Linked DNA regions of Mus musculus: region 2 is linked to region 1. Evidence: chromatin loops called from intact Hi-C (ENCODE). Cell type or tissue: left cerebral cortex. All regions are shown on one strand.

What was found. A loop is a pair of places that touch in the nucleus more often than their neighbours do. Peaks named below come from ENCODE experiments on the same cell type or tissue, not always from the same donor. Only the 100,000 strongest peaks of a DNase experiment are listed, where the experiment ranks them.
Region 2: it touches region 1 in a loop (2.9-fold over the local background); 2 of 42 quality-filtered maps call a loop at or near these places.

The regions. Positions count from the first base shown.
Region 1 is chr4:40,944,909-40,952,908 of GRCm38, forward strand. Bag1 (BCL2-associated athanogene 1) reads right to left here and starts at 3,386. Exons shown (of 7, transcript NM_001171739.1): 1 at 2,814-3,386; 2 at 1,261-1,389. The coding sequence starts at 2,886. Chmp5 (charged multivesicular body protein 5) reads left to right here and starts at 3,645. Exons shown (of 8, transcript NM_029814.1): 1 at 3,645-3,768; 2 at 4,546-4,650; 3 at 5,606-5,652; 4 at 7,460-7,553. The coding sequence starts at 3,700. In left cerebral cortex, CTCF peaks have their summits at 3,158 and 3,359; DNase peaks (open chromatin) are centred at 2,548, 2,889 and 3,504; H3K4me3 peaks cover 2,333 bases; H3K27ac peaks cover 1,076 bases.
Region 2 is chr4:40,753,307-40,761,306 of GRCm38, forward strand. Smu1 (smu-1 suppressor of mec-8 and unc-52 homolog (C. elegans)) reads right to left here and starts at 4,579. Exons shown (of 12, transcript NM_021535.4): 1 at 4,471-4,579; 2 at 2,321-2,531; 3 at 1,202-1,354; 4 at 181-291. The coding sequence starts at 4,496. In left cerebral cortex, CTCF peaks have their summits at 4,451 and 4,757; DNase peaks (open chromatin) are centred at 4,021 and 4,620; H3K4me3 peaks cover 1,422 bases; H3K27ac peaks cover 455 bases.

The DNA.
Region 1 (8,000 bases):
TTTCATTTTAAATTTATTTTAATTATATATGTGTGTATGATGTTATTTCTCCAGCCCTAACATAATTTCTGTATAATAAAAGATTTTGTAGTCATGAAAGCTCCTTCTTTCCCTCAGGATACTTCAACGAATGCTGGCAAACTCAATGTTATAAAAAGAAAAATGTGAAACACTGGGCTGAGGCTAGAGCTTAGTGGTTTGTTCTTGCCTAGCATGTTTGATTGACCTGCAGTACCATTAAAAAAATGAATAAGGAGCTTTATCCAGGGGAACATTTTCTTCTTTGGCCTTTCTACTGTGAAACTTGAGCTTCTTTTCTTTCCTTTCTCCTTCCTTCTCCTTTCCTCCCATGCTTCCCCACTTCCTTTTCTCTGACAGAGCATGACTACTGCACCCAGTTGGCATGGAGCTGGCATGGCAGACTAACTGCACCCAGTTGGCATGGAGCTGGTCTTAGTTTCCAGAGTACTGGGCTTATGGGTGTGTGCTGCCATTCTCAATTTTGAAAGATAAAATTAAAACTCAGACATTAAATGTTTTAAAAAGAAAAAGACATAGGGCTTGACAGTGTATATTACATAGCCAGTTCCAAGACAGCTTGGGCTGTAACAGACCACCACTCTCCCACCCAGGGGAAAAAAGGCAAAGATCTCTCTCTCTGTCAATCTAAATCTTAGCAATTCTGTCTGTCATTATGTTACTTCAAATCCAGATATTTTCAAAGTCTAGTGTAGACTGGTCCCTTAATATTTGTTAAATAAAGAAATGAAAGAAAATGGTTCTGGCTTGAAAACTGAAAGATGGGGGCTGGAAAACTGGCTCCGTGGTTAAGAGCACTTGTTCTTGCAGAGGATCTGGGTGCAGGTTCCAGCACTCACATGGTGACACACAGCCCTCTATTAACTCCAATTCCAGAGGAGTTGACATCTTCTCCTGACCTTCGGGGACACTGCACACACACACGCGGTACACAAACACATAAGCAGGCAACACATCCATCCACACACAGAAAACTCAAAAGTCAGGGAAGACCAGGCAGTTTTAAAATCTGCCCTTGCCGGGAAGGGACTTTAATCCCGGCACTCAGGCGCCTGATGCGCAGGAGGATCCCTGTGAGTTCAAGGCCAGCCTGGTCTATATAGTGAGTTCTAGGACAGCCAGGGCTACACAGAGGGACCTTGTCATGAAGAAAAAAAAACCCTAGTAAATAAAGTAAATCTTTTAGCCATAAGTACTCAAAGATGAATGAAAACCACTTACCCTTAAATATGAGCTTCTGAAAAGGTAGTGGAACTCCTGTGGCCTCTTCAACAAGCTGAGCCAAGTCTTGGACAACTGGCTCACTGTTACCTTGCTGTGGGGTAACAAGAAGGTCATACCTCTCATTGCCTGGAGAAAGAAAAGCATTCAATGAGCATTCATCAACCTAACTCTAAGCTGATGTTTTCTTATGGAGCTGAGATTGAATTCAGCTAGGTAGAAGATGCTGGTCACACGTTCAGAAGCTTATAATGGGAACGGGCATGTTCTGCTGAGAAGGCCTGACTCTGGAGAGGAGAGCTCGGTTGTGCTGGGAATCCAGGGGTTGTCAGGCTGCTCAGGGTAGGGTCACACTTGCATCTATCCATACGCTACCCATTACAAAGCTTGTCTTGAGGATTTGTTTCCTCTAACATAAAAAAAAAAAAACTATTTTAACGATGGCTGATATCTTAAGCAATTATACAGAATAAACGGTACAAGACTTGTTCTATGCACTATCTCAAAACCTCAGGACACCATTAGAAAACAGCTATCAGTCTAATTAAGACTCGCTCGGGGAAACCTTCAACTGCTGACTCAGAATTTGACCTTGCATCCAGCTTTGCATCAAAGCCCACACTTTTCTATCACAAGTTGCCTGCCTCATGTGTGGCATGGCTGTCCTATTGTCTCTATGGCATTGGTCTTGTTTTCCCTGATGTCACCAGCAAGGGACTGTTTTCCTCCAAGTCTTTCATACTGGGTACACCTATGTACACCATAGTTAATGGTTAGTTAGCAAAGACAAACAAACGAAACCAATCCAACAACAGAGAGGTTTTTTCTTTTGTTTTAAAACAGGTACTCAATCTTTTCTAAGTAAGTGGAGTTCAAATCCACCTTTAGATTGCGCTCCCAACCAGTCAAGAGTCAGAAGGAGTCCTAGTTCCTATTTGTGCCTCACAGATCAGACATCAAGAGGCCTTTGGGGGGGTGGGGGTGGGGATTCATCTCAAAGTTTCATAAAACTGCTGGATATAGAGCCATGGTTTAGGTAGCAAAGTTTGTTGTTAGTCTTTCCTAACTGATTCTAAGGAAATGTCATGGCTTCAGCTTTCTCGTGTACTTCCCAAGGTTTTTAGTTCTGTGTTGATGTAACCAGATGTCCAGAAAGTAACTCTTGGACTCACGGCCCATTGAACCTGCGGTTCTATGACATCCAACAAAAACACTACTCAGTAAATAAGGAACAGCGGGATCACGCACCAAGTTCGTACTCTTTACACTGGTGGATGTCCAGAACCACGGAAGTTCTACACACAAGAAGGCCTAATATAAGCCTGACACAAAGACCCACGATTACTAGCGTTACACACTCAACTTTGCTTCCAAATAGAGGATCCAATAAGTGTCCAGGGACCGGCCACAGGGAAAGATGTCCTGACACCAGCCCTAAGCAAAAACATCCCCAAATATATATAGCCAAGAACCCATGTTTCTTTCTCCCAAGACTACATGTGGCCAAACCCACATATCCCAACCCGATCTACGGAACCCTCCTTGGCGCTCACTGTGGGTGACGATCACGCTGAGTCTGGGTGTTTCCATTTCCTCCGTCTGGACCATCTCCTCGGTCTTGGCCATGTTGTCGGTCTGGGTCACCTCTTCTGCCACAGTTACTTCCTCGGTTTGGGTCGCCTCCTCGATCTTGGTCACCTCCTCTACCTGGGTCCCGGTCACGTTCTTGCTACGGGTCACTTTCTTACTTCTAGTCAACTCCCTGCTGCTGCTCCCTACCTTCTCGCTCTGAGAAGAGCGGGGCCGGACTTTCTTCTTCACCCGCGGCTTGCAGGCGCCGGCGGCGGCGCCCCTGGTGGATCGGTCATGCCCGCTGGCTGCACTGCGCACAGAGGAACGCTGAGAGGGAGGCAAGCCCCGCTCGGCCCGGGACTCCGACTGGCGCGGCTCCCGGGCAGGCCGAGGGGCGCGCAGCCTGGGTCCCAGCGGCTCCCGGTCGCCTCGCGGTCGCCGCGCGGCGCTGCGACCCGCCAGGCCGCGTTTGTTCACAGCGCAGCGGTGGCTACCGGGCGCGCAGCCTTGCAACCCCGCCCCACTACTCACCAGTTCCGCCCCATCTACTCGCCACGCCCTCGGAACTGACCCTGCTTCAGGCCCCGCCCTATCCGCCCAGCCGCGTCTAAGCCCCACCCACTCCGCCAAGGCACCGCCCTATCCCTCCTCATAAGCCCCTCCTTCAGAAGTCTTTCCACCTCTCCCAGAGCTCCGCGCTCCTTCTCCGGAAGGAGGAGCTGAAAACACGGAAAAGGGATCGGGAGACTCGGGCGAGCACTCTGCGCCTGCGCATGGGGTGGGGGAAGCCGGAAATTGACACCAGAGCGACTACGCTTCCGTTTCTGGTTTTCCTCCAGTGTTTGGGTTTCCTCGCAGCCGGCCAAGATGAACCGATTCTTCGGAAAAGCGAAACCCAAGGCTCCGCCACCTAGCTTGACGGACTGCATTGGGACGGTGGGCATTTGACTTTGCATACCTCTGACACTCCGACCCGTCCATCCCGAATTCGTACTCCACCCCATTCCTGGTTCGGGCCCATTAAACCTGAGTCTTCTTCATCCCCACCCCTTTCATCCCTGTTTTCCAGGTCATTCCTGACCCCAGAGACCAGACAGTCTAATCTCATCATTCTTTCGCCCTTACTGCACTTAGCTCTTTCCGATGCCCACTGTGCCCCACCCCTTCTTCCTCGCTTTGGTTCCCACATTCCAACCTACGTACCCTATGTCACTACACCCCACTTTGTCTAACCTGGCCTTTTAAAAACCCTTTTTCACTCTTCTCCCCTTACCCATGTCAGGGTTAACATATCTGTACCTTAGTCCTGGGTCTGAGTAGCATAGAATTCTGAATCTTGGCCCTTCCAGATTAAACCTGATCTCGGAAATGGTTTTAGATCTCATCTTAGCCTGTGTTGATTGGTTCATTCCACGCACGTTCATGCAGAGTCCCAAACTGACTATTCTCCTACTTGGGAAATCTCAGCCAGCGGAGAGAATCCCAAATCGTTTTCCTCAAGAGAGGGCTGCTATATCAGAATCTAGGAGGTGGGAGAGAGTTTATGAAAGCCCTCCAATGGTTCGGGCTGGAATTCCCCACCCTTAAGAAAAACCCTATTTTCTGCCCTTTGCTATATTGTTCCTTTTTTCTTTTGCATATCCCTCTCTTTCTGCCCCTTTCCATGTAAACATATTACAATAATTACCACTGCATGTGATGTTTTCTTCCAAGGTGGATAGCAGGGCAGAATCCATTGACAAAAAGATTTCCCGGCTGGATGCTGAACTAGTGAAATATAAGGATCAAATCAAGAAGATGAGAGAGGGTCCTGCTAAGGTAAGGCTGGTGACAACTGTTGTAGGAAGTACTGTGAAGGGACTGACTGGTGAAGGATACAAGAAAAATACACGAAATCTGGTAAAGAGAAGCTACTTGTGAGGACCTGTTCTTCAGGGAACAGAAGCTACAGCCATATACAAGAGGGAGGCTGGGTTTTAATGTGGTAGGTAGAAGATGCTGATGACATGTAATGGGAATTGGCATGCTCTGCTGAGAAGGTCTGACTCTGAAGAGGAGAGCTGGTTGTGCTCAGAATCCGGGTGTTGTCTGGCTACTCAGGTTAGACTAGATATGGCGTGTAAGATCAGTGTTCTGATACTAACACTACTTAATAGGCTATGGGTGTATAGGTATCTTTTTTTTTCATAACTTTATAACTTTTTAACAGTATGAACCAGGATATCACTCAGCTTCAATTTTCTCATCTGTTAAATGAAGATAATATATACTAATGTGTGAGGATTAAATAACAAGTCACCTACATGGCATTATATCTAGAATATCGTAGTAGTTGATGAATTTGCGTGAAGAACCAACAGAGGGATCAAAGGTTGATGTAGAGGTTCCCAGATTCTGAAAGCGGGAGGCTGGTGGGCTGTTGTAAATGGCTTCTAACATGAGGACATGATAGCGGATGAACGTGTTGTATTTAAATGGAAAGCAACTGGATATACACAGTGCGCTCTGTTGGGGCTGGAAGTGGAAGTACAATGCCTAGGGAGAGGAAGAGGAATTGAAGATACAGAGCATGGGTTGCAAAGGGCGCTAAGATGTACCAGCTGGGCATTAGAATTATCTGTGCTCGAAGCTTGAAGAGGAAGAGTAGAGTCAAGGAGCCTCCACATCTGCCATCTTGCAGAAGAAACATGTAGGTGCAGGAGTGTGAGCATAGGGGAGACTTCTTGTGCCATCTGCGTTCCCTTCTTTTAATTAAGTCTGTTTTTCTCCTCAGAACATGGTCAAACAGAAAGCCCTGAGAGTTTTAAAGCAAAAGCGGATGTAAGTCATATGCTTCATCTCCCTCCTAAGAAATCAGAAAGTGAAGAGGCCTTCCATTCCTTCCGGCTTTCATTTCTTCTCAGTAGTCTTGATTTCATTACAAATGTGCAAAAGCTTCCAATGTTCCGAGTTACTACCTAAGCTTCAGCAGCCACGTGGGATCACTTTGGCTGGCAAGGTCGAGATGGTTTGGGTCTCCTGTGGTTGAGTTAGGATGAGTGTTTCGGTTTTGTTTGTAAAGTTAGGAGTGCTAAATATTCATTCTCTCTCACCAGAATAAATGTGAAGGTTCACAATTTATTTTCAATTACTATGTCCCAGTGTTTGTGCGAAACCCCAGTTTATCTGTGGTGCTCACCCATGTGGTCTGCTCAGCCTATGAGATCATCCATGGAGTTGTAGACTCGAGGCATAATCAGCTTGTAGGAAACCAGGAAAAGTGTGATGGCTTTGTTTCAATTTTAAAATGACTTTGTAACAGTCAGATGCTGTCTTCCATTTTTAAAAAATACATTAAAATCACATTGGAAAAAAAAACCTAATAATACCTAGAATGGCCAGCATGTATTACAACTGTTGCCTTCTTGGTGGCAATTGGTTTTAAAGTATTTTGGTTTTCTTGTGGAAGGAATTTGGCTTTGATGGCCTGGACCTGTTATCCTAGCATTTGGGAGGTAGAGGACCCGGAACCTATGAGCATTGACTACATAGAGAAATCAAGACTAGCCTTGGCTACATAAGACCCTGTCTCAAATAAATAAATAAACCAAGCAGGGTGGCACACAACCTGTAGACCTAGCACTTGGTATATGGAGGCAAGAACATCAGGGGTTCAAAGCTACCCTGGGCTAGTAAATTCTAGAGTAACTTGGGCTACATGAATCCCTGCCTCAAAAATAAATAAATAAATGGAATGTAGATTTATTGCAGAAACTTGGAACATATATCAAACAGAGGTAAAGAAAATTTATCTAGATTCTTAGGAAACTGAAATTATGTGTCTTTTATATAAGCTGTCGTCTTGCCCCTTCTTGTTTCTGCTTTTAGAGACAAGGTTCTCTGTGTACTCCACGCTGGCCTCAAGCTCTAGTCCCCTGGCTCAGTCCCCCAGTTGCTAGGATTATAACCTTGTGCCACGATGCCTAACTGAATAGAATCATTTGCCGATTTCCTGGATCATGAATTACCTATTTTTCTTCTGCTAATTAGATGACTTCTGTGGTATATAACGATCGTGGTGACATAAATCTTTGATATTATATAACTCGGTAGAAAACATTATTTTAAAGAGTATTTCAAGTATCAGACATTATATTAAGTCTGATGGATAGCCTAAATTATGAATATAATTTTGAGTCTGAAAAACATTTAGCTATACATATGAAGAATCTTAAAAAATAGTCTTAGCCTTTGCCCCAAGAGTTCCACCTCTGAGAATTCATCTTGGGAAATAACTAGAAAAATATAAATAAGATGAAATGAGATGGAGAGTAAGGCCAGGAGTGGAGACACCCACATTGCCAGCATTTGGAAGCTGAAGCAGGAAAATCACTATAAGTTTGAGGCTGGCCTAGACTACAAATCCTTTCTCAAAAAATAGAAAAAAGAGCAAATACTATGTTGTTAAGTGGGACTAGTTAAAACTTAAATATACCCAAGGGAAAAAGACTTTGGAGGGATTTTTGTAAGAGTGGGTAGTTTTAAAATGATTTGTGGTTGGGTTTGTTTGCTATTTAGCATTAAGGCTGTTTTCTCCTAAGGATTTCTATCTGGTTCACATTTCTGATTTTTACTTGACCCCAAAAAGGTATGAGCAACAGCGAGACAACCTGGCCCAACAGTCCTTTAACATGGAGCAAGCTAATTACACCATCCAGTCACTAAAGGACACCAAGACCACGGTATGCCCCATACTCCTTTTCCCATTTTAACTTGTTGTTCTTGTTTTTGTTTTTCAAGACAGGGTTTCTCTGTGTAGCCCTGGTTATCCTGGAACTCACTCTGTGAGCCAGGCTAGCTTCGAACTCACAGAGATCCTCCTGCCTCTGCCTTCTGAGTGCTGGGATTAAAGGTGTGTGCCATCATCTCCAGCTTCATTTTCATTTTTCATCTCATACACTTTGCTATGGTTTAGTATACATGACATTCTGTGATTGGGTATTTTGCATGCATGTGTACATAGTTACAGATGGTTGTGAGCATGTGGATGCTGGGAATCAAACCTAGGGTCTTCTGCAAGAGCGACAGATGCTCTGAGCCACCGAGACATCGCTCCAGCACAAACGTGAACTCTCAGGACAGTGTTTTCGGGGCTGGGGATGAGACAGTGGTAGGATGGTTGCCTGGTA
Region 2 (8,000 bases), 190 kb before region 1:
AAGCCTAGTTTGCTGTTCTAGGAGAAAAGGAAGAGTGCATGGCGCAGCTACTGAGCAGTCAGCTTTATAGGCAGGCTCTACTCCCAACCTCTGTCACGTCCTTAGCTCAAAAATATGCCTTATACATAGGAACCAGTACCAGAATTGAGGGTAATTTCACCTCTCCAGGCATTTAGTTACCTGTCCCAGCAATGCCATGAGACGAGAAGGTGGCACCACGCTGACTTCCCCAGCTAAAGCCTGGGCAATCGCTGCTCTCCTTTTCTCTTTGCTACTTCCATCTGGATATGCCTAGGAAAAAAAGAAGGTCGCATCGTTTCCAAGGAGAAGCAGAGCTGGAGAGATCCCTCTGCAGCTGACAGCATGTCCTACTCTTCCAGAGAAGAAGGTACCAACATCAGTCAGCTCACAATTGCCTATAACTCCAGCTTCAAAGGTGAACTTGATGCCTCTGGCCTCCTCAGACAGGTACACACATGTATGTACATACACATGTGAACACACAACACACATACACACTTAACCATGAGAAGAAGAAAAAAAAATTAAAAGCAAAGAAAACAAGACATTCAAAGAGGAAAACAACAAAAACAAAATATCCAGTTAAACAGGTGAGGAACTATACCAAATTAGTATTTTAAAATAACTTTCTAATTCTGCACACTTGCATTTCAGAGGTATGTGCGAGAGCTGGTATCAGTCAATCTGTACTGTATCATGAAGAGCCCAGGTAAGCCACAAGGAGAGAGAGAGGTGTGGTTCTAGTTTCAAAAATGCTTGCAGGGCCAAAGAATCACATTCTTCAAAAATCTGAACTTTCTATTACCCAGAATGGAATGGAATGTATTCCTACTACATTCTCCTTTCTTTTATCTTGACAGCCCTCCAGTGGAAGGTCAAGTGCAAAAGAGACTATGTCTTTATGTGTGTGTGTGAAATGGTGCTTGTCCTGGTGGATGAAGACAGCTCTGTGGAAAAAAGGTGTTTCCCACCAAACATCATGATGCATTTGAATCTCACGGCAAAAGAAACAACTCCTGTAAGTGGCCCTCAGACCTCCACACATGAATGCCTGCCCAAACACACACACATACACACACACACACACACACACACACAAAGTTTAAACATTCTTCCTATAAGGTCACATTACTTAATTTTCACAATTAAAAACGATATCTTCTAACTACCACAGACATACCTCACGAGGATCAAAGTAAGATCTAGCTAAGAGGTTTTCCAGATGAATATAGCGCTCTGGTTGTGTTTGCTTTAACATAATCATGGGGTCAGTCTGTCTCAGAAGTGACCTGGCAGCACCCAATTCACGAAGCTCTATCAATTCCAAAACAACCTAGACAGTGGAAAGAAAATCAATTTTTTTCAGTACATTCTCTTTAGCAATCTCCTGCCCACCCCCATGATCATCATTCAAATTCTTTCTTTTTATTGTTATTTTTTCTTGGTTTTGATTGTTTTGAGATAGGGTCTCACTACAATGCAGCTCTGGACTACCTGGAACTTACTATGTAGACTAGGCCGCCTTCTAAGTGCTGAGGTTAAAAGTTTGAATCATCATCTGTGTGTTATTTTATGTTATTTTATAATAATTAAGTCGATGTCTGTGCTAGGGTCAGAGCTTATAAAACCCTTAGAAACAAACAAACACAAACAAAAAAACAGAGAGAGAGAGAGGAGAAAAAATGCAAATGGACTAAATAAATATGCCCTGCCCCTGTATACCCCAACATAGTAGAGCCAGTACGTAAAGTAAGAGAAATCTATGTCAGACTTAGTGGTGTGTGTTAATTCCTGGTGGTCAGTGCCTGAACTGAATCACATGATATGATTTAATATTAGAATATTTTTTTCTCTCTCTCTTTTCTCTCTCTCTCTGTCTTTCTTTCTCTCTCCCTCCCTCCTTCCTTCCCTCCCTCCCTCCCTCCCTCCCTCCCTCCCTCCCTCCTTCCTTCCTTCCTTCCTTCCTTCCTTTCATACAAAGTCTACTCCTGGCTGGCCTGGAAAGCATTATGTATACCACCTGGCCTCAAGGCCATGCTCAGCTTTAAACTATTTCATTTAATGACTACCTAAAAGTAATCTCAGTTTCCCTGGGTCTGATCTTCAAAACCATACCAAGAAATAATTTCAGTTTGGGAAAAATCTTGAATCTTCCAAAAGGGAAGAAAGAAAGAAAGACCCTGCTGTGTCTTGACAGGTACATCTTACATGCAGTTAATCCCTAAGTGCTTAAGAGAGACTCACTGATGCTTCCCAATTAAGGGCCCGACCAAAACCGTCAACATCACCTCACTCTTACCTGTTCATAGAGATCAATAAGGGTTTTGTCTGGCAATTTCAGAGACTGTATAGCCTGTAAAACAGTATCCCAATGGCCACTATTAATATCAGCCACGAAACTTTCAATGCTGTCCACAGTATTCAGAGAGACAGTAGTTTCCTCCTGTAAGGTGGCCAGTGCCCGATGTAAACTGTTCTCCTTCAAGTACTGCATGATTAGTCGGATCACACTGAAAGAAAGAAAGAAAGTCATTTAGTCTGGAGATTGAAAGGAAGTTGGTAGCCATTATTATTCTGATCACTAGATCTACTGGACATTTGTGTGAAATACTTTAAACCTGAAATAGTTAATGACATTTTCCTTTTTAAATCAACTGGCCAGGCAGTAGTGGCACACTTCCTTAATCTCAGCATTCAGAAAGCAGAGGCAGGTGGATCTCTGAGGCCAGTCTGGTCTACAGAGTGAGTTCCAAGACAGCAAGGACGACACAGAGAAACCCTGCCTCAAAAAAACAAAATTAACAAATTGAGTCATCTAAAATGCTATAAAAAAATCTGGTCTGTTAAAAAATTGAGTTCTAGCATTCTGGAGGCAGAGAAAGAAAGGAAGGTGAATCTCTCTGAGTTTGAGGCCAGCCTGGTCTACAGAGTGAGTTCCAGGACAGCCAGGACCCTGTCTTAAAACAATAACAACAACAATAATAATAACAATAATAATATGAACATGCAGTTATTCCTCATATAGAAGGGTATTCAAGACTCAAAGATTGGTCGTTAAGGCTATTATTAGACCTCAGGGTAAAATATCCTTTGCAGTTCCTGTCCCGACTAACATTATCCAACACGTTTTGTCGCTGTTTTATTTTTCTACACAGGGACCATCTGTTACTGCGTCATATTTTATTTACTGTTTTTGTCTACTGTCTGCCTCCCGCAATCAAAGCATATATTCATTTAAAGACGATTTATAAAGCTGGGGGTTGGCACACGTCTTTAATTCCAGCACTCCGGAGGCAGAGGCAGGTGAATCTGAGTCTGAGACTCACCTGGTCTACAGAGTGAGTTCCAGGACAGCTACGGCTTCACAGAAAACCTTGTCTCAGAAGCAAAACCCAGGAAAAAAACGACTTACATATAACTGAGTTAAAAATATGTATCTCACCGGGCGTGGTGGTGCACGCCTTTAATCCCAGCACTTGGGAGGCAGAGGCAGGCAGATTTCTGAGTTCGAGGCCAGCCTGGTCTACAAAGTGAGTTCCAGGACAGCCAGAGCTATACAGAGAAACCCTGTCTCGGAAAAAAAAAAAAAAAAAAATATATATATATATATATATATATATATATATATATATATATATATCGCTATGAAGAGGCTCAGGCTGGACTCCAGGCCTTCCTACTTGCCCATTTAATACTGCGATCATAGACGTGCATACTTCACATCCAGCTTCAGTCTTAAAAATACATAGCAGGTTTCAGACTCCGCCGACTTAATTAATAAACCTTGCTTTTCTGCAGATCTTCAGAACATGCGTATCTCTCCCCTCCACTCAGAACACAGCTGTTTGCTAATTTCATAATTTAATTTTACTTTTCAAAAAATAAAAGGCGGTGGGTGGAGTCCTGGGGAGTCCAAGCAAGACTCTTCAGTCACTCACTCCCCGCCCACCTGGCTCCTCGTCGCCGTCCCCGCCTTCACTAAGTCTCATTCTTCTGACTCAATCAATATTCAAATTCTGTGTCCACAAAGAGGTTCTCTCTCTCTGCAAATTGCAAACCAAATCAATACACCACACTGGATCTAATCAGATAGGAGAAGCAGCAGAGTCTTTGGGGTAACTAGTGCTTGGACCAGAAGGAAGAGCTGAGGGACTGGCGGACACCCGGGCAGCGCCGAGGGCGGTGTGGCTAGCAGAGGAAACCACAGTAGTCAGGTCTACTCGGTGTGCCCCAGCACAGCCCGACGCCGGGGCCCAGGGGCTCCAGACGGCCCGCCCCACGGCTGCTCTCTCGCGGGCCCATCTAAAGAGGGAGCCAACCCGGAAAGTGCTTCGAGGCCGCAACCTCCGGCGCGCAGCTCCCCCTCCAACGTCCTCCGACCACCCTCCACTCCACCCCACGCCACGCCGCGAACACGCCACGCCGCGAACACGCCACGGCAGGACTCACTCGGAAGACTCGATTTCGATCGACATAGCGGTAACGCTCCGGGTCCAGGCCCCACTCAGCACACAGCCGGTCGCACAACGCCGCGCGACACTTCCGGCGGCCGCGCTGCGACACTTCCGCTCCGTTAGGGTCTAAAGGGCGAAGGAAGAACACGCCCAGGTGGGCGGGGCGTGAGGGGCGGGGCCTCGCGAAAGCGTGGCAGGACTACGAATGCCCATCGGTTTCGCGAACGTACACACAGGTGGAGTCTTTCTACAGCCTTGGCTGTCCCGCCCTCCTCTGCCTCCCTAATGCTAGGATTAAAAGTGTGCGCTATCGCGCTCAGATCCAGCTAAGAATTAAGTTGGAAAAAGCTGCGGTTACGGAGAAAGAAATGTAACCAAATGCGAAGTTATAACAGATCTGAGACTCCTTTCAATATAGAGTTTAAATCATACCTTACTGGTATGGCATGACAGAGCTGAGGACATAGCTCAGTGATCAGAGTGTTTACCTAGCAAGTCAGACGCCCTGGTTCAATCCCCACTAATAAAAAACCATACATAAATATTGATGAATTTTATAAATAAAGGCTAGGGAAAAGGTGGGATGGACATGCAGCTTATAGCTGGCTTCAAACTAATTATATAGTTGAAGATGCCCCTACTTTCCAAGGGCTAGAATTACAGATGGCATCACAGTGCTTATCTCCAATAAGAGCTATTTTAAAATTCTATTGACAAAGTACATATATATGTATACACTTATATATATATACATATTCATACATATACATATACATATATATACACACACACAACACAGTGGCATGTCTATCTTGTGAAATTACATATTGAGATAGTTTAGGGATTTCTAATGGCTCTTGTCTACCTTCCACACAATTTCTTTACAGTCTCCTTTTTTCCCCCCAGTGCTAGGTATCAAAACCAGAGCCTTTCAATATAGCCGCTCATATGCTGTTTATGTTTTCATTTTTACTTGATTTTTGTTTGTTTGTTTTGTTGTATTGTGTTTGGTTTTTGACACAGGATTTCTCTTTGTAGCCCTGACTGTCCTGGAACTTGTTCTGTAAGCCAGGCTGGCCTTGCTGCCTGCCTCTATTCCTGAGTGCTGGGACTAAAGGAGGGAAATTTTTAAAAAGAGTCGTTTGAAACTAAGTAGAGAAAATGACATATGCTACTGTTACAATGAATGGGATCTTCTAAGGTGCTTGGATTAAAGAGGTGTATCACCATGCCCAGCTCTTTCACGTTTCAAATCACCTATTTCCCATCAACTCTAAAGAACACAGTCTCAGCCAAGCAGTGGTGGCACACCCCTTTAATTCCAGCACGGTGGAGGCAGAGGCTGGAAGCTCTGTGAGTTCAAGGCCAGCCTGGTCTACAAAGTGAGTTTCAGGACAGCCAGAGAAACCCTATCTCAATAATAAGTATAATGACTTCTGAGATAGTCTCATTCAGAGCACAGCATAGGAATTTATTTCTTTCTTCTTTTCTCTCTCTCTCTCTCTTTCTTTCTCTCTCTCTCTCTCTCTCTCTCTCTCTCTCTCTCTCTCTCTCTCTCTCTCCCTTCCTTCCTTCCTTCCTTCCTTCCTATCTTTCTTCCTTTGTTTCTTTCCTTTGTTTGTTTGTTTGTTTTCTGAGATTGTGTTTCTGTGTCTCCATGGCTGTCCTGGGATGAGCTGATTCTCCCCTTCCATCACTTGGAAGAATATTGAAGGGAAGATTACAAAATATTGGGAGGTCCCTGAGTCAAGTACTGCTGAGAACATACTGCAGAAATCCCTATGAGAAATGGTTCCAACAGGCAGGCTAGATAGTGCAGGCCCCTAATGCCAGGTACTCAGGAAATAAGGTTAGAAGATCACAAATTCAAAGCCTTCTCAGGCTACAAGGAATTCAAGGGCAACTTAGTGAATGCCTATCTAAAACTAAAAGGTGGGAGGAGGAATGACGATGTAGCTCAGTGGTAGAACTTGCACAGCATGTACAAGGTTATGGGGTAAATCCTCAGTACTTACTACAGAAAACAAGTAATTCCAAACAAATATTCATATTCTCTTAACTTTTTGCTTACTTTAACCTTAGAAGGATCTTTTGGAAACGAAATCTCTGGGATAACATTGTAAGAGTCTCTCTGGAATAAGCATTCCGACACCAGTGAGAGTGGAACACACATTCACCAAAGCCAGGATAGATCCTCAAAGATGCAGAGCCAGCTGCACATTTATTTTATACTCTAAAACCACAAGGTGGGCAAGCCAGCAGGTTAGCAAACAGAAGCAAACAGGAAGTTAGCTAGGGGAGCTTTGGTTTTTAAAAGTGTTTCAGTTGACTGGTGTAATCTTTTGTGGTCAGGTTGCAAAGGACAACGACCTATTGTTTGTCTTTCTACCTTATTCTACTTCACTCCCTCTTTTTTTTTCCGGTTTTTCGAGACAGGGTTTCTCTGTGTAGCCCTGGCTGTCCTGGAACTCACTCTATAGACCAGGCTGGCCCCAACCTCAAAAATCCACCTGCCTCTGACTCCCAATGCTGCGATTAAAGGTGTGTGCCACCATGCCCAGCTCACTCTCTCTTCTTATGAATCTGTCTTGAAGAAACAGGTTGGCACTCCTAGAATATCATCAGTAGGTTTATTACTCTCATTCTAGTTTTGGTGAACCTGGACAGGGTCTTCAAGATGCAAAGCCTGAACGTTGTCATTTTAAGAGGCCCCATTAAAAGAGCCAGCCAGGGTGCCCATGTTGTCCAAATTGTATTCCAGTGGCTCCCCTTTTGTACCTCTAGCCTTAGTCCTCTTCAATAAGTTTTCGGCATTCTCCTGTGCTATTTTTGACTGATTAGTATAGTAGAGAGCTGGCTGTCTTGAACTTGTTGGATGTTGAATGCAGTGGCACCAGTGCTCATGGACCCTGTCCGGGCTGCTCCCAGTAAGACTGGTAAAAGTACAGGCATTCTCTTATTTCCTTTCTTCTTTACATATAATTTTCTCTTCCTTCCTTCCTTCCTTCCTTCCTTCCTTCCTTCCTTCCTTCCTTTCCTTCTTTCTTATTTTTTTGTTTTGTATTTGTTTTTCAAGAGAGGGTTTCAATGGATAGCCCAGGCTGCCCTGGAATCATTTTGTAGACCAGCCTGCCCTCAAACTCGCAGAGTTCTGTCTGCTTCTGCCTATGATTCCCAAGTTCTGAGATTGAAGGCATGCACCACCTCTGCTGTTTTGATTTGGTCTGGTACTGCCATTTTTATTTCCCGCACTCTGTTTTTTTTTCCATGACCTGAACAGGTGGCCTGGTTAAACATGTACCTCTGTGTTGTTAGCCAGGCTTTGGTTAGCCATTCCAGCATAAAGCTCCAATATAGGTAACTAGCCTTGAACACAGCATATTCAGGGTAATGACCTTAAGAATGAGTCGTCCCGTAATAAGGACACATTCTCCACTATGTTCATAGCAGTCTTATTTATAATAGCCAGAAGCTGGAAAGAACCCAGATGTCTCTCAACAGAGGAATGGATACAGAAAATGTGGT